Regions from separate parts of the Homo sapiens genome. Here region 2 is linked to region 1. The links are chromatin loops, found by intact Hi-C in ENCODE. Cell type or tissue: thyroid gland. All regions are shown on one strand. Each heading gives the region's core, and the rest is flanking DNA. Links, peaks and the distances in the headings are about the cores only. Region 1 overlaps SASS6 (SAS-6 centriolar assembly protein). Region 2 overlaps SLC71A1 (solute carrier family 71 member 1).

Evidence for each region. A loop is a pair of places that touch in the nucleus more often than their neighbours do. Peaks named below come from ENCODE experiments on the same cell type or tissue, not always from the same donor. Only the 100,000 strongest peaks of a DNase experiment are listed, where the experiment ranks them.
Region 2: a loop joins it to region 1, with 2.3 times the contacts of the local background. A loop is called at or near these places in 3 of 110 quality-filtered maps.

What each region holds. Positions count from the first base shown.
Region 1 is chr1:100,120,556-100,130,133 of GRCh38, forward strand. SASS6 (SAS-6 centriolar assembly protein) reads right to left here. Exons shown (of 17, transcript NM_194292.3): 2 at 5,327-5,387; 3 at 2,655-2,734; 4 at 1,825-1,929; 5 at 823-994. Among named protein-coding and RNA genes, the nearest start is that of SASS6, 7.6 kb to the right of the region's middle. In thyroid gland, for the core only: no CTCF peak of the experiment used is centred there; no DNase peak of the experiment used is centred there.
Region 2 is chr1:100,065,229-100,074,806 of GRCh38, forward strand. SLC71A1 (solute carrier family 71 member 1) reads left to right here. Exons shown (of 12, transcript NM_033055.3): 6 at 2,749-2,967; 7 at 3,245-3,358; 8 at 4,386-4,457. Among named protein-coding and RNA genes, the nearest start is that of SLC71A1, 32 kb to the left of the region's middle. In thyroid gland, for the core only: no CTCF peak of the experiment used is centred there; a DNase peak (open chromatin) is centred at 5,153; H3K27ac peaks cover 376 bases.

The sequences.
Region 1 (9,578 bases), core at 2,006-7,005:
TAGAAATGCAGATTCTTAGGCTCCATCTCAAATCTAAATCATTTTAACAAGATCCCCAGATAATTTAAAGTTTGACATGCACTGATCTATAGCATTTGACTAGAAAGACTCTAAAAACTCAAGCAGCATCCCTATGTTGTTTCCTTGTGCCATATAGCACTTTATAATTTTCAAGACATTTCCATATATCTTATCTCATTAAAGATGGGCTAGGGCCGGGCGCGGTGGCTCACGCCTGTAGTCCCAGCACTTTGGGAGGCCGAGGCGGGCGGATCACGAGGTCAGGAGATTGAGACCATCCTGGCTAAAACGGTGAAACCCCGTCTCTACTAAAAATACAAAAAATTAGCCGGGCGTAGTGGCGGGCGCCTGTAGTCCCAGCTAGTTGGGAGGCTGAGGCAGGAGAATGGCGTGAACCCGGGAGGCGGAGCTTGCAGTGAGCCGAGATCCCGCCACTGCACTCCAGCCTGGGCGACAGAGCGAGACTCCGTCTCAAAAAAAAAAAAAAAAAAAAAGATGGGCTAGATAGGGTAGCTATTTCCATACATGTCTACCAGTTGATGAAACCATGACAGAAGAGTTTAAGTGACCTGTCCAAAATCACACGATTGGTAAAAACCCTGAGACCTAAGCTTCTCAATTCCTGGTCCAGATCCATCCCGACTATACCTTGACTAAATAAGAAACAGTAAAATAAATTCGTTATATTTCATAAAACTTTATTTAGAAAACAAAAACTTATGGCAATGTATCTCTTCAATAATTTATCAAAGACCATTGATACTTATTTTGTTAAAAGAATAACTTAAATTTAAATCTTACCTTGCTACATTTCAAACAGCCTGCGAGAAATTTCTTTATCTCCACATCATTTCCAGGTAAAAGTTTTAGTGAGAGGTGTGTAAGATGCTTAAAAGGATTTGTCTCTACCACATTTAAAAATGCAGGTGAGTTATCCAAAATAGCTGCTGGAGAAACTAACTGTAGCAAAAACCTTTGAAAAGAAAATGTTACATTATAACACACTTAAGAGATAGTGAAAATCTCTCACTGAATCAGAAGCTTCTCTACTTAAGAAAGCTCAGGAAAGGGAGCACATTGAGGACTCCCAATGGTAAAAGATAAATTGGGCAAAAAAAAGAAAAGATTGACTGAAACACAGTGACTACATAAAAGTCCATGAGTTCATGAGAAACAAATGAGAGAAAAAGCAAAAACTAGAAACAAAAATTCACTGAGTGCCACAAAAGTAGACTACCAGCTCTTTACTCTAAAAATTGACAATTTAAATGCAAGAATTAAGCATTTATCCTTTATGAATTTTCTGAGTAATCAAATAGCCCTAATTGCTGAGGAAAAGTTCTTCTTTATAGAAGAATTATACTTAATATAGAAAAAATTATACAGAAGCATCATTTTGTTCTTCCTAATGAAATAACTGATTCAACAACAATCGTCAACTGATAAAACCAATAAATAAAAGGTTGATGGTGAACTTTACAGTAAAAGAATCAGGCGTTAGCACCATACACACATACAATCTTAGTCTTCCCTTTTTCCAATATCATTATAAAACCAAATATTTGATGCTGCTAAATATTTCGGATGACTTTAGTGCCTTTGTCAAGACATGAAAATTAAGAAATATTTCTGATTTTAATCAAGATGCCTTAAAGTCTGAGATTTAATGGAGGCCTAACCCCAGTTCTAAAAATAAACAGGGATAGTCATAATAAACGGAAAAGATTTTGCCATCAACTTGTGTTTCAAAGAAGAGTCTGTCTTGAATTAAATTTAATAATGTAGCATTCTCATGCAACTTACCTTGGAATTTCTTTGGCATGTTCTTGAGTACATTGCTGAAGGAGATCTATAAATTTTTGTGGGAAAGCTAAGAAGTCTACCAGAAGACCTTGCTGGAATTTTAAACTATACAGAAGAAAGGAAAAGAAATTTTTTAAAAATTTTAATTAACTTTGTTTTGTTTTGGTGCCTTTTTTTTTTTTTTTTTTTTTGAGATAGAGGCTCACTCCATCACCCAGGCTGGAGTGCAGTGGTGCAATCTTGGCTCACTGCAACCTCTGCCTCCCAGGTTCAAGAGATTCTCCTTCCTCAGCCTCCTGAGTAGCTGGGATTACAGGCACATGCCACCATACCTGGCTAATTTTTGTATTTTTAGTTAAGACAGGGTTTCACCATGTTGGTCAGACTAGTCTCGAACTTCTGACCTCATGATCCGCCCTCTTCGGCCGCCCAAAGTGCTGGGATTACAGGCGTGAGCCACCGTGCCTGGCCAATTACTATCTTTAATTATAATTAGCATCCTGAAGGATTCTTTTTTCAAATTTACTAACGCTTGTTATAATCAAGAACTAAGCTAAGGAACTCTGATTTTTATAGAACGTATTCAATGGGAAAAAAAATCAATAAATTCAGCAAAAGCTTCAAACTTCACAGGTGTTTTAAGCAGAATTCTAATAACCCACAAAATATTTATTTTCCAAAACACCCTAAGTAAAGATAGTACAAATAGCCCAATATTCCCAAAGTAACTAAATCTAATATGTAGGTATGTGTTTGAAAGAGAACAGTACCAATAAAACTTAGAAACTTATTTTTTCACTAAATATAAGATCAGAAAAAAATTTAGTTACCTTTGAAAATCTTCCTCAGATATAACAAGGTTATATAAAAAAAATGGATCCGTGTCATCAGTCAGACGAATAACTAAGTCCTAAAAGAAAGTTTGTTGTTTTTAAATGTTTTTACTAGATCTGGCCTTTTGAGTAATTTCTTCTCAGAAGTAAAGAAATCCAACAACATCAGTGTATCATAGTTATATTGCAGACAGCTTTGTTTTCTAGTGCTGCTGGTTTTTTATTAGTCTTTAGAGAGTTAGAATCTTAAATAGGGGTAGACATTCCGCTCTTTAAAAGCCACATGGAGGTCTGTAAAAGTTAAGCAAGTGCTAGGAGTTGAAAGTTTAGGAATATCCTCCTATCAGAGGCTTGGGGAAATTTAGACCCAGTCCTTGCTACACCATAACATGATGAAAATTTTCTTTACCACTGAACATACCACATTCAATTTTATTTTTAGTTTCCTTAAAGTTAACTGGTATGGCATTTCAAAAGTGGCAAATATATCAGCAGAACTGACAATAATCCACACTAGAAAAAAGAGCTTCTGTCTCTCAGAAGACCAGGGTATCAGGTAACACGTTGCCAGGCTTCTTCCAAAGAGCCTATTCTCTCCTAGGCCAGGTGGCCACTGATATGGAAGCCCAACTGTTTTCAGTCTCAAATGAAGTAAGTACCTTTCATAAAGATCACTTTCCAGGTAGCTACGTGTACATAGTGTGGGAGACCATCATAACAGCTAGAGCTCACAAAAAGTACACCAAAATTATGTACCAGAGAACACTGGTGAAAGAAAAACAGCATTAGTTACAAGATGATGTAAAACTAATAAAGAACTGGGCATTAAGGTTAAGAATTCATTTGAAATAAAATCTCTACTCATGTCTACTGAGGAAATGCTAAGATCCTAGAAAAATCTAAACCACTTATGCACCAAGCTAGAAAATGAAGAGGTACAGCAGGCATAAGGAATAACATGTAAGAAGTATAATATATCATCTCTACTCTGGAAAATTAGTAATTTAGGCACCTGCTCTGCCTCAGAATGCCTTGTTCTTAAGCAGCTTCTATTTAAGTACTTCCTGAAATTCACCCAGGATGCTACTTAAAAAACCAAAGGTACTATTAATACTACTAGGTCCTTGAATGTGTTCAGGGAAAGCTATGGCACACAGAAAACAGATGCTATATTTCAGTGTTTTTTGACATGGGGTCTCGCTCTGTCGCCCAGTCTAGGTTGCAGTGGCACCCTCACAGCTCACTGCAGCCTCAACCTCCCAGTCTCAAGTGATCCTTCCACCTCAGCCTCTCAAGTAGATGGAACTACAGGAGTGTGCCACCACATTCAGCTAATTTGTGTATTTTTTTGTAGAGATGGGATTTCACCATGTTGCCTACACTGGTTTCAAACTCCTGGCTCAAGCAATCTGCCTACTTCAGCCTCCCAAAGTGCTGGGATTACAGGTGTGAGGCACTGCCCTTGGCACAGATGCCGTATTTCTTAGTTCTCTGTTCCAGTGGCCCCCAACCTTTTTGGCACTAGAAACCAGTTTTGTAGAAGACATTTTTCCAAGAATTAGGGAGTGAAGGATGGTTTCAGGATGAAACTTCCACCTCAGATCAGCCATTAGATTCTCATAAGGAGCATACAGCTGAGATCCCTTGCATGTACAGTTCACAATAGGGTTTGCACTCCTATGAGACTCTAATGCCACCACTGATCTGACAGGAGGTGGATCGTAGGAGGTTACACTCGCTTCCCTGCCTGCCACTCACCTCCTGCTGTGCAGCCTGGCTCCTAACAGGCCACAGACCGTACCAGTAAGTGGCCAGGGGGTTGGGGACCCCTCCTCTATTCTATATCCTTAGTTCTGTTAATGACTCACACTTTTGAAGGTTATATGAGACTGATACTCTAAATGCCTCTCTTCAAAACGTAAAGTAAAAGATTCACAAATATCTCCCTGCAGTACTTCGGTTTATTGTTTTTACATTTATACCATGAAATGCCAATTCTACAAGGCAGCAGTGTGTGTGTGTGTGTGTGTGTGTGTGTGTGTATGACCAACAGCAATAAAATATATTTTTATATATATGTTATTATATATATATAATATGCAACTTCTAAGTGCACTGGGCAAATCTAAGGAGAATGTCACCCCACCCCACAATTTTTCACGTATGTTTTAGAAATATATGGTATAGGCCGGGCACAGTGGTTCAAGCCTGTAATCTCAGCACTTTGGGAGGCCGAGGTGGGCAGATCACAAGGTCAAGAGATCGAGACCATCCTGGCCAACATGGTGAAACCCCGTCTCTACTAAAAATACAAAAATTAGCTGGGCGTGGTGGTGCATGCCTGTAGTCCCAGCTACTTGGGAGGCTGAGGCAGGAGAATTGTTTGAACCCGGGAGGTGAGTGAGCCGAGATCGTGCCACTGCACTCCAGCCTGGTGACAGAGCAAGACTCCATCTCAAAAAAAAAAAAAAAAAAAAGAAATATATAGTATAATTATCCTTCAGTTGTTGTCTCAGTAGATTCCACCACCCTTGATTTCCAACAGTTGCAAAATAGCCTAAAATGTAAAAGCAAAATAAATGCAATAAAAGATGTCACATTCTTAAAGAACAAAACTAATTGTCTACAATGTACCGAAATGATATTTCAAAAAAGGACTAAATACCAACCTTTCTGTGAACTGGATTAGAAACTGATTGTAGTTCAATGCTCATTCTTATACTTACTCTCCTGTAGGAAAAGACATACCCAACCATCAGAAACATTCACACGAAATGAGTTATCACTATCATTTGTATTAAGTTTTCAGTCTTAAGTGACAAGACTTTCCACAGGTGTTCTCTAACTTATGAACAGAAGTTTGAAAAGCACACCGGATTTGAAGCTTAATTTCTTCTTGTTCCACTAGTGAGTAATCTAGCAGTGTTTAACCTAAAACTAAATTTTTCTCACCTGTAAAATGGGGATATCGTGAGGATTAAATGAAATAAACACTGTGGAGTGCCTAGCACTAGCCTGATATATGACTTTGCGGCCCTGATTGTAAAGTAACATCTATTGAAAGACAAACCATCAATTTAGTAACTTTTCAACTGTAAAATGGGGATGTTTTGAGGATTAAATGAGGTAAGAACCTCATATACCCTTACTGCCCTGATTCTAAAATAACATCTAGAAAGACAAACCACCAATTTAGTAACAACTTTTCACATTAAAAAATTACCATGTCATGTAATCAAACTGATTAATGAGAGACTGATTGCATTTTAAAAACTTAGTATGTGGCCCGTCGCAGTGGCTCACACCTGTAATCCTGGCACTTTGGGTGGCTGAAGCAGGCAGATCACTTGAGGTCAAGAGTTGGAGACCAGCCTGTTAACACGGCAAAACCTCATCTCTACAAAAAATACAAAAACAAGCCAGGCGTGGTGGCACCCACCTGTAGTCCCAGCTATTTGGGAGGCTGAGGTTGGAGAAATGCGGAACCTGGTAGGCAGAGGCTGCAGTGAGCCAATACTGCACCACTGCACACCAGCCTGGGCAACAGAGACCCTGTCTCAAAAAATAAAATAAAATAAAATAAAAACTTAATATGTGAAGCGATATTAGAATGCTTTGAATGTTTAAAATCAAGGAAATAACATATTCCCTACATTTATTCATACAAAAACGTATTTTCACATCCACGAATTAAATCTGCTTAATATATTCTTTATGTAATAAAACCACAGAAGTATTATCAACAAGTTTATTACACCTATTTTATCCTTGAGTAAAGTAACTTTAAGCCCTGAGAGGGAGAGACCACAGTGTTCCACATCCTATGCTGTATCTTAGAGAATCCAGAATTGGACAGAGGTATATAGGTGAAAGTGCTCATAAACATTAATCAAATAGAGCACAAATGCTTATATAATTCAGAAAATAAAGGGAGAAATTAGTAAAAAATACCTATGCACAAGTACTTCTCAAACTATTCTGCCAGAATTAAATAACAATGGCCTTTCTTTGATGTGCAGGTAGAAAAAAGTAAACTAACAAATAGAATTTGTTCAATTTTAAGTTTTTCTTCTAAGGACTTCTTTTAAACCTTTTCCACACTATTGCTTATCTACTACACAAGTAAAAAGTATAAACAGCAATTGAGTACTGATAGGAAAACTTGGAAACAGTTGATCAAGGCTAGATTCAATTGTTTAGATTTTTTAATGCTGACTTGTAATTTTATATGGGTTTAAAATGTGTCATTTTAGTTAAGTTTCTTGTTGAACATATGATTGGATGCTAAATCTCCGTTTGTACAATAAGGTTAAATGTTACCTCATAACTTGTATCTGTTTTCTGAAAAGGAACAAGAAGCACTGGTTTACACCAGAGAGAGGAAGAATTATTTTCAAAACAAGAGAATACACTGTTGCTATTTTTCTAGTATCTAAAGCAACATATGTGAAACAGATTAGAGTGTTACTCCAATTCCATTTAAGCTTTCCTGAGCTGGGCACAGTGCCTCCCACCTGTAGTGCTGGCTACTTCAGAGGCTGAGGCAGGAGGATAGCTTGAGCCCAGGGGTTCAAGTCCAGTCTGGGCAACACAGCAAGATTAAGCTTTCGTGGTGGGGTGGGGGAGGGGGGGACTCAGTTTCCGAACTTGTAAGATAAGTGGATTCAACTAGAAGGTTTGTGAAAACCTTTTTAGCTCTACATCATTATGTTTGGTTTTCATCTTCTGAAGTTTTCTCTAGTATAAATGCCATAGTGGTATGATACTGCAGTTGGTATTTAACTTTTTATGGTGCTTTACAGTTTATTTTTATTTTAATTATTTATTTATTTATTTATTTTTGAGACAGAGTTTCGCTCTGTCACCCAGTCTGGAGTGCAATGGTGCGATCTTGGCTCACTGCAACCTCCGCCTCCCAGGTTCAAACGATTCTCCTGCCTCAGTCTCCTGAGTAGCTGAGTTTACAGGGGCACAACACCACACCTGGCTAATTTTCGTATTTTTAGTAGAGATGGGGTTTCACCATGTTGGCCAGACTGGTCTCAAACTCCTGACCTCAAGTGATCTGCCCACCTCAGCCTCCCAAAGTGATAGCAGTACAGGCGTGGGCCACTGCACCTAGACGGTGTTTTACGGTTTTAAAAGTCCTGTCATACTTCATATATTTGCAAAAAGTACAAGAAGAATTCACTTATCAAAGTGTTCTTTACATAATCCTGGAAGAGTTATATTACTATGACAATTTACCAATCATATTAATGATATTGTTGCATATATTCCAAATGCCTATATACATTAGATGTTGAAAGAAAAAACGGAAGGCCTGTAAGTTAAACGAATTCCCCATGCTTAGTTAAAAAACATCCCTAGAAATATGCTGTAGAAAAATACAAGCTTTCAGAGGATACGCTAACTAAAATCACAAATCTTATTTTTTCCCTTATAATGGTTAATGTCATAAGAGCAATATAAAACAATAAAAACTCAATAAAATGTTATTTCTCATCTCAATAGATGTCGTACTCAATAGATGTCTAATACTAATGACATTAGATTTAGTTATGAGTTCTTCTAAATAAAAAGTATTCTAAACATCAGGCTTGCTTTAGCACAACTGGATTCTAGGCCATCTCTGACACCCAGTAGCTGTGCTCTTAAACTATCAATCAAACAAATAAAAGGTACTTTAAGCCAGGTATTGTGCCAGGTGCTAGGGATACAAACAGAAATAAACATGGTCCAGGGGCTTGGCACAGTGGCTCACATCTGTAATCCCAGCACTTTGGGAGGCTGAGGTGGGTGGATCACCTGAGGCCAAGAGTTCAAGACCAGCATGGGCAACATAGCAAAATCCTATCTCTACAAAAAATTTATAAAATGAGCCAGGCATGGTGGTGCATGCCTGTAGTTTCATGTACTCTGGAAGCTGAAGCAGGAGAGCTTAAGACCAAGAGTTTGAGATTACAGTAAGCCATGATTATGACACAACACTCTAGCCTGGGCAACAGAGTGACAGCCTCTCTCTAAAAAAAAAAAAATAATAATTTTTGAACATAGGATGACACAAACAAAACAAAACAAAAAAAACCATGGTCTCTGTCCTCAAATTGAGATGAGATTAATGACTTTTTGCTAGATTTGCTTCTGATTGCATTTTAGGGCTCCATGAGAGGGGAGGGAAGGGTTACCAACACTACTGAGTACCTGCCAGGTATTCTACATATATCATCTTATTTAACAATAATCTTGATAAGTAAATATTATTTATTTTACAAAAGAAGAACTTAAGGCCCAAATAATGGTTTAAGGTCACATTACAGAGCCCAAATGAAAACTCAGATCTTTCACCTACACCACACTATCTAATAACTGAATAATGGCAATTCATTTCAACTTAGGCAACTTTGAAGGGTCCTTATAGTGAAAGGATTTAAGACATACCTGAAAGTTATGAAAGAAAAAAGCATTTGAGGCACAAGGAACAGCAGGGGTAATAGTATAGAATGAGTATCAGGTATATTCAGAAGGTAACAAGAATGCTTGTATGACTTTCATATTGGAGAGATAAGCTTAGGAAACAAAACTGAAAAGGCAGATTAGTGTCAAATCATGGGTTCCAAAATTTTGCATAATTTTCCACCAGATGAAGTTCCCTGATCATTACCACTGTCCTCAACTGAATTTCCTTCTTCTCTGACTTTAGTGTACTTATATTACTTTATGCATTTGTCACACATTAATACCTAAAATTTAGTGAACATTTATTATGCTCTAGTCACTGTTGTAAGCAGTTCATATGTATAATTCATTCCATTCTCATAATACCATGAAGTAGGTACTGTTATTACCATCAACTTAAAGATGAGACACAGAGAAGGAAATTGTACAAGATCTGTCAGTAAGTGGAAGAACTGGGACTTA
Region 2 (9,578 bases), core at 2,800-7,799, 55 kb before region 1:
TTGATTGATAGCTAGATGTTTGAAATTACTAGAATTTTATGTACTTGTTCAAATAATTGACCTTTGAAAATTGAATTGCTTGCCTTAAGCAATAGAGTTGCAAGTAAGCATTCTTGTGAAGTTTAAGTTCTCCATCCAAAAGTCAAAAATGGCATAGAAACAGAATAAAATTCCAACATTAATCTCTATGCTTTGAAAGAATATGGTCCTTTTCCTTTCCTTCCCTTCCCCTTTCCTTTCCTTTGCCCTTCTCTTCCCCCTCCCCTCCCCTCCCCTTTCCACTTTTCACTTTCACTTTCCCCTTTCCTTTTCGCTTTCACCTTTCTCCTTTCCTTTCCTTTTCTCTTTTCCCTTCCCTTCCCTTCCCTTCCCCTTTTCCCTTTCCTTTCCCCTCCCCTTTTCCCTTTCCCTTCTTTTTTCTTTTTCTTTCCTTTTCCTTTCCCTTCCCCTTTCCCCTTTTCCTTAAGCCTTTTCCCTAAGCCTTTTCCCTTTTTTAACCCTTTCCTTCCCCTTTTCTCTTCCCCTTTCCCCTTTTCCTTTCTCCTCCTCTCCTTTCCTTTCCTCTTCTCTTCTCTCCTCTCCTCTTCTTTCCCCTTTCTCCATTCCTTTTCCCTTTGCTTTCCTTTCCTCTTTCCTTTCCAGACAGGGTGTTGCCCAGACTGGACTCACTCTTGGGATCAAGTGATCTCCCACCTCAGCCTCCTGAGTAGCTGGGACTATAGGCAGGTGCCACCTCACCTGACTAAGAGTGCTATTTTTATGAAGTGTTTCCTGCTGTCACATCTGCTAATTTGTAGGCTGTTGTCCAGTAGGCTAGAAATGTCTGCGGTTAACAGGTTTGCTCTACTCGTGTCCTTTTCAACTTTAATCTTCATCTTCACCAGGCTTAAAAAAATAGACTTCCTCAGAGTTTTAGAGATGTTCTTAATTTATCTGTGATTTCATTCTTCCTAACCCTGCCAACTAAAAAGATTACCAAGCTCAGTTTTGTTCCAGGGCTTAACATATTATTCATGAGAACAGGAACCTCCAAGTCTTTAAGCTTTATTTCAGCTAGCCCTTCAGTATGTATCAAGATAAACGTTCATTTAATTTTAATATTGGAAAAGTCACAGTGAAATTGGATTTCCTTAGAGCAGTGGATTTTAGACTCCTTTCACAGAGAGCACTTAAGGGTTTATGGAGATGCCCTTAACCAAGCTTGTCCAACCCATGGTCCACAGGCTGCACACATGGCCCAACAGAAATTCATAAAGTTTCTTAAAACATTATGCAGTTTTTTTTTCTTTAAGCTCATCAGCTATTGTTAGTGTATTTTATGTGTGGCCCAAGACCGTTCTTCCAGCGTGGCCCAGGGAAGCCAAAAGATTAGACACCCCTCCCCTAAGGACCAGCATGACTGGCAGTCAAGGAGGGGTGTTTGTACAGTGCCCAGGCTCTCAACCCTTCCTCAACTAAAAGAGTTAAAAAATTTAAATAGGCCGGGCATGGTGGCTCACGCCTGTAATCCCAGCACTTTGGGAGGCCGAGGCGGGCGGATCACGAGGTCAGGAGATCGAGACCATCTTGGCTAACACGGTGAAACCCCATCTCTACTAAAAATACAAAAAATTAGCCGGGCGAGGTGGCGGGCGCCTGTAGTCCCAGCTATTCGGGAGGCTGAGGCAGGAGAATGGCGTAAACCCCGGGGGCGGAGCCTGCAGTGAGCCGAGATCGCGCCACTGCACTCCAGCCTGGGCGACAGAGCGAGACTCCGTCTCAAAAAAAAAAAAAAAAAAAAAAAAATTTAAATAGAGGCAGGGTCTTGCTGTGTTGCCCAGGCTGGTCACAAACTTCTGGCTTCACGCAGTCCTCCCACCTTGGCCTCCCCAAGTGCTGAGATTACAGGCATGAACCATCACACCCAGTCTTCTTAAAAAAATCTCTTTTACCTATGAATTTGCCAGTAGGATTTATTGGAACAGAGGGCTCCAAGGCTTAGAAAGTTTGAAGACAGTGTCCTGAGAGGCTATCATTTATTTTATTTTATTTTTGAGATGCGGTCTCACTCTGTCACCCTGGCTGGAGTGCAGTGGTGCTGTCATGGCTCACTGCAACCTCCGCCTTTCTGGCTCAAAGGAATTCTGCCACCTCAGCCTCTGAAGTAGCTGAGACTACAGGTGCACACCAGCATGCCCAGCTAATTTTTCTTTTTTCTTTTTTGATACAGACAGGGTTTCTCCATGTTGTCCAGGCTGTTTTTAAGGCAAGAATCTAATTCTTTACTTTTCCTGCCAAAGGAGAGAGTATAAGAAAAGTGGGGCCAGGCTTGGTGTCTCATACCTGTACTCCCAGCCCTTCGGGAGGCTGAGGTGGGAGGATCGCTTGAGCTCAGGAGTTCGAGACTAGCCTAGGCAACATAGCGTGACTTCCACCTCTATAAAAAATAAACAAAATTAGCTGGGCGTGGTGGTGTGTGCCTGTAGCCCCATCAGGAGATCTTCAGGCAGGAAGATCTCTTGAGCCTGAGAGGTCAAGACTACAGTGAGCCGTGATGGCACCACTGCACTCCAGCCTGGGCGACAGAGCAAGACCCAGTTCCCCCACTCTCGCCCCCACAAGAAAAAAAGATAAATGGCACAGGTAGGAAGAGAAAAGGGAGGGTGTGCAACAGAAGGCCTGACATAAATCAAGATTATGAAAGGAGTTATGTGGTGTTGAGGAAAAAAGTAGCCTGACTAATCTCTGTCTATCCTTAATTTATTGCAGGTTTCAGCAACATTTGCTGCAAGTTTAGTCACCAGTCCTGCAATTGGAGCTTATCTTGGACGAGTATATGGGGACAGCTTGGTGGTGGTCTTAGCTACAGCAATAGCTTTGCTAGATATTTGTTTTATCCTTGTTGCTGTGCCAGAGTCGTTGCCTGAGAAAATGCGGCCAGCATCCTGGGGAGCACCCATTTCCTGGGAACAAGCTGACCCTTTTGCGGTAAGTTTATACTTTTTCCTTCTCCTTGATAAAAAAGTGCATGATTCAGTGCAGCATTAATATTTTGTTGTGGATATTTCTTTAGGGAAAACATCTTGGGTTTTTCTTTTAACATTTTGAAATACTTTTCAGAATAGTTTGGGGAATATGAAATAAATAAAAAGGACAACTAGTTGTCCATGAGTACACTGCCAAAAGGAATCTCTGCGTATTCTTAAGAATAGTTCAGTGGTTTTGATAGAAAACCTTATATCAATCAGTCTTTTTCTTGTTCTAGTCCTTAAAAAAAGTCGGCCAAGATTCCATAGTGCTGCTGATCTGCATTACAGTGTTTCTCTCCTACCTACCGGAGGCAGGCCAATATTCCAGCTTTTTTTTATACCTCAGACAGGTAAAATCCTCTTCCACTAAGGTGGACTTTTCTTTCATTGTCTAGTGCTTTAATAAAAATATTTAATCTTGAGAGAACTGTAATAGAAGTGGCCTTTAAAAATGAATATCATTGGACTTGGTATAGTGGCTCACGCCTGTAATCTCAGCACTTTGGTAGGCCAAGGTGGGTGGATCAGCTGAGGTCAGGAGATCAAGACCAGCCTGGCCAACATGGCAAAATCCTATGCTTACTAAAAATACAACAACTAGCCAGGCGTAGTGGCGGGCACCTGTAATCCCAGCTACTTGGGAGGCTGAGGCAGGAGAATCACTTGAACCCAGGAGGCGGAGGCTGCAGTGAGCCAAGATTGCGCCATTCACTCCAGCCTGGGTAACAAGAGCGAAACTCCGTCTCAAAATTAAATAAATAAATAAATAAATAAAAAGAATATTATTTGGTCTACTAGACTTTACCTCCTATTCTGTGTGGCTGATGTTCCTTATGCATTTCTAATGGGGGTTATTTGGTATATTAAGATATTTGGCTTAGGGAGAAAGATAGTTTTCCCTGTCCATATAGGTGGTTTGAGTTTGTTGGCTATAGAATTGATGGGATGATTTAACCCCTTCACCTGCTCCAGCTTCTTTGTGATTTAGAGCATATGTAAGTAGAGCAGCTAGCCAAAATGAGAGCAAAAACAAGTATTTTCCTCCTTGACACTAGTCTCACTAGACGGAGATCAAGCCTTTAACCAATACATGTAAAATGCACAAAATACTGCAATATTTATTTGTAAAATGATTCTGAGTTCTTGATAAGTATCTCCAATTTAGTATATCCACATTGAGGGACCCACCATGGATAAGTAGGCATTTTTAGTATGTTAAGATATGTTGTATTTCCTCTGAGGAATTCTTTGTTTATAAATGAATTACATTTATTTTTTTCTGGCCCATTAAATGTTAATATACAAGTAGCTGCAGTGGTTTTCTATCTGGTATACATTTGTATTCATTAATGTTACCTTTTCTGGAAACCCTTCTAGATAATGAAATTTTCACCAGAAAGTGTTGCAGCGTTTATAGCAGTCCTTGGCATTCTTTCCATTATTGCACAGGTGAGTTTCTTTTTTTAGTTAGAGTGATGTCAGTGACCCTGGCTGGCCATCCAAACTGGGGCCTCATCTAGTGATGGTATCTTGGTGGAATCAACAAAGTCAGGAGTCTGAGGTTGATAGGTTCAGAAATTCAATTTGTTTGTGTAGCTAGTGTTGATCAGATTTTTGGGACTGACACATTTAATATAGGATATATAAACGTAAAAGCTAGTTTATTGATGTATACTAGGATATATGTCTGGATGAAGTTAGAAGTTTCATGTCTTGTAGTCCTTGTCCTATTTATTCACTCATTCAACAAATATTTATTGAATACCTACCGTGTGTCAGGCACTGGGGATACAGCAGTGAACTTAACTAAATTCTTGCTTTTGTAGAGTTTACATTCTGGTGGGATAAGACAGAAAATAAAAACACCAATGTAAACATATCAGATGTATTGAGAACTACAGAGAAAAAGCTAAGGGTCATATGGAGAGTGACTTGGGAGAATGGTCTTAAGGGCACAGGGGGCATGGTTGAGAAGACCTTGCTAATGCAAGGTGACATTTCAGCAGAGACGCAAAGGTATGAGGAACAAGCTGTAGGATTATCTGGAAGAAGAGAATTTTAAACAGTACAAACAAAATTCTCAGGAGAGACTGTAGCTGGCTTGTGTAAGAAACAACAGGGGGCCAGTGCGGCTCCAGTTGAGTGAACAGTTGAGAGCATCTTAGAAACTGAAGTCCAAGAGGTAGTGAGGGACCAGATCGTGCGGGGCTTACAGGTCCTCATAAGACTTGAGTAAGATAGGAAGTCATTGGTGGGTTTTGAGCAGCAGAATGACATGAAAGTGTGTATCTTGGCAGCCCAGTTGGTAAACAGTTGTTGTGTGATGAATAAGATATTAATCAACACAGGAATTTGGATTTTCTGAGGAGATATTTCATCCTGGCTTCCAAACTGTTTCTGTTTAACAATAAGAATACTATCTTTTTTCCAGTGACCACCATAATTCTCTCACATCACAGAACATTGTCCTCCTTCCTGTGAAAAAGCCCCACCCCCTTTCTTGCTATTTGGCTTTCTGTTTCTAAGACACTATGAAGACAATCTAGTCTAAGTTAATACTTTTTCTCACCTTAGATGTAATCTACTAGATTACAACTTAGTTTTATTCTAGGGTATTTTTAATTGACTCTTGGATGGTTCACCATTTCTCGAGTAGGATTCCTTCTGCAGGTCTCATGATTCATTCTGTTTTGGTGAGTTTAGCAACAAATTTCAAATTTAAATCCTATATGCCTCCCCAAGCCTCTGCACATACATATACTTGGTGTTGAGTATTAGTACTATTTCTAGCTTCAGGTTTGTCCTAAAAATCATCAGTCTGGAAAAACAATGCATTTAAATATTCATTCCTAGCCATGAGAAAAGTGCTTTTTAACTTTGGAGGAAAATATACTGTAGCCTTTATATAAAAATGGCTTTAAAAAAAGTTTTTGAGGCCAGGTGCGGTGGTTCATGTCTGTATTCCCAGCACTTTGGGTGGCCAAGGTCAGGGACCGCTTGAGCCCAGGAGTTCAAGACCAGCTCAAGCAACTTGGCAAAACCCCATCTCTACCAAAAAAAAAAAAAAAAAAAAAAAAAAAGAAAGAAAGCCCGGTGTGGTGGTGTGTGCCTGTAGTCCCAGCTACTCAGGAAGCTGAGATGGGAGGATTGCTTGATCCTGGGAGGTCGAGGGTGCAGTGAGCCACAGTTGTCCCATGGTACTCCAGTATGGGCAACAGAATGAGACCCTGTCTCAAAAAAAAAGTGTAAGGAAAATACACAGTTAGTATGTGTAGAACTTGATGAATTATCAAAGATTAACCCAACCTTGCAATAGATGTGATCAACCTGGGCATGAGTATCTTTTTCATACATTGCCAACATTAGATTTGCTAACATTTTGTTTAAGATTTAGATGAAGAGAGCAGACTAATACTGTAATGACACATAAAAGATTGATAGCTATAAGGTCTTAAGTTCTGTTTCTTACTTAAATGACCATGGGAGCTGTATGCATCTAATAAATGTAGTCAGTGACACTGCAGACCCAGTGATGAGTGGAGGGTGCTTTTGAGGGTATTTTTCCTCTGTTTAGCAGATGGCATCTGGCACTAGGTTACAAGATGAAAAACAGTCTCTGAGAGTGCAGAATCTGGCAGGGCAGACAGGTAAAGGAGAGGAATGTAGTTGGATTTGTATTGGAAAGATCAGTGCAGCAGCAGAGCCCTGAAGGCAGTAAGACCGCAAAGGTGCAAGCAACCCTCCAAACACCATTGCTGACACAGCATGACACACACAGTCCATGAGGAACAAGGTCCTTAAGTGACCATTTAGGTTTTGGTGCTTATGTAGAAGTAAGAATTAACACTTTATATCATATATGAGCTACTACATTATTACATGTATAGCCTCAAAGGTAGAAGAATGATCTTGTATTCTCATTTATGCAGAAATATACAATTGAGAATGACTTGTCCCCTGTTGACCTTCCATACCACTGAAAGACCAGTGTATTTCTCCCTCCTCTCCAGCAGCACGGAGCTGCTAATAGCTCTCCATTAATGCATGTTTGCTTTATTTCTTACCCACGTGCTTTTGTTCCTGCTATTCTTTCTGCCTCCCCTTCCTCCACCCTAAGTAGCCCTTTTCTGGGTCCCCATGCTCATGTGCGCATATCTCCATCATTGTACAGAATACAGTGTAGTAGAGATTTTATCTCTGTTTATTGCCTTAGTTTGTGAGCTCTAGCGGACCTCTGAGTAGATGATGAGGTCAGGATTATATCATATTCATTTTTGTCACCCTAGCACCCTGAACTGCCAGGAGGTGCTAAACTAAAGGTCATTGGTTTTTTTCCATAATGTTAAAAAAAAAAAAAACTTAAAAAATTAGTAGTAAGCACTTTAAAATTGGGAAGTGTTACGTGAAATTATAGTTATGTAGCTTCTCCCCCAAAATGATTAGATCTGGTAACCGGGTGTGGGCCAACCTTCCAGCGAGAGCCAAGTAGTTGCTGTCCCCTTTGGAACCTTTTCTTTTTGGTTTATCATCAGCCCCATTACTTCCTGGGCACCGGTACGTATAAGAGTTCCTAACACTTGCACTAAGTAAGTGTTTACATGAGAACATCAATATAGTTCTACACATTTCTTTTTTCTCAGTGTTTTCCTATCCAGCCCTCTCTGTGGGGGTGACTCCCACACTTACTCTTCCAGTCCAGTCCCTGAGCTCCTATATGACACATTGGCTGGGTATCTCAGCCTTAACATGGCCAAAATTAAAATCTGGGTTCCATCCCTTGCCCGCCACCCCTATGCTCCTCATCTCATTCAGTGGCTTCACCACCGCCAGGTTTTGGGGGCCAGAAGCCTTAGCGACATTCATGAATCCTTTCTCCCTAACCTTACATTCAGCCCATCAAATGATACTTCCTATCACCTCTCTCTCCAAAATATATCTTGAATCAGAGCGTTTCTGATATTCTCCATTAGTAGGAACCCAATCTGAGCCGTGGCCATATCTTCCATCTGGTCTCTCTGCTTCCATCTTGCCTCACTATAGTTCATTCTGCACTTGGCAGAGTAATTTTTGTAAAATGGAAATTTAATCGCATCTTACCTATAACTCACTTTCCTTTGCAACCAGAATAAAATCTAGACTCCTTATTATGTCATTTTCCTCCACTCTCCACATGGTTGAGTATGTTCTGTTTCAGTCCAGGGCCTTTGCACTTGCTGTCAGCCTTGCTTGGGGTGTTCTCTTTCCCCAGATCTTTGCATAACTAGGTCTCTCCCCTTAGTGAGCTCTCACTTCAAAAGGCCTTCCCTGGATCCTGGTTTAAGCAGCATCTCCATCACACTGCCCTGTTTTATTTTGTTCATAGCAGCTACAACCTGGAATATCTTGTTAAATAAGCAGGCTCATATGCATCTTTCCTCCATGAGAAGGTAGTCCGTGTGTTGATGGATACTTTGACTTACTCACCCATGCGTCTTCAGGCCAAGAATAAGAGTTGGTCTTATTAGGAATTTGGCAAATATTTGTTGACAGACTAACCAAAGCTGATGTTAGTGTTAGCTTAGCTGTTCATCAGCTATGCCATCTTGCTTAAGTCATTTAACCTTTGGGACTCAGTGCTGTCATCTTCAAAATGAGAGTTAAATTAAGGGACACCAAAAATTTTTTCCGTTCAAGAACACTTATATATTAAGTATTTTGTTCCATTATTATTAATATTATTGAGAATATTATAACATTTAGAATTATGCATGCTTTCCATAAACACTTATTAAGAACTTACTGGGTGCTGGGGATATAAATGTAAATAAGAGAAAAGTTCCTGCCTTCAAGAAGAAAATCAGTGTTCCCAGTTACAGTGTTGTAAGTATCGGTGTCTTTTAGGGCTTTGGGTCACAAGATAGGCTGTAGGGGAAGGAGTCCAAGAGGAGGTTCTCACAGCAGTGGGCCTGCTGCAGTAATTCTGCACATAGGACGTTACCCCAGGAAAGGGGGATTGGTGTATCTCATTGTTTCCAATTTTAATGACTCATCTCATGGCCTTAAGAAAATATATTCTTGGCCGGGCACGGTGGCCCACACCTATAACCTTAGCACTTTGGGAGGCCAAGGTGGGTGAATCACCTGAGGTCAGGAGTTCGAGACCAGCCTGGCCAACATGGTGAAACCTCATCTCTACTAAAAATGCAAAAAAAATTTAGCTGGGCATGGTGGCACGTGCCTGTAATCCCAGCTACTCGGGAGGCTGAGGCAGGAGAATCACTTGAACCTGGGAGGTGGAGGTTGCAGTGAGCCAGCATTGCGCCACAGCACTCCAGCCTGGGCAACAAGAGCGAAACTCCATCTCGGGGGGAAAAAGAAAGGCTGGGCACGTGGTGGCTCACGCCTGAGATACCAGCACTTTGGGAGGCCGAGGCAGCTGGATCACAAGGTCAGAAGTTCGAAACCAGCCTGGCCAATATGGTGGAACCCTGTCTTTACTAAAAATACAAAAATTAGCAGGCATGGTGGTGGGCACCTGAGTCCCAGCTACTCGGGAGGCTGAGGCAGAAAAATCGCTTGAACCCCGGAGGC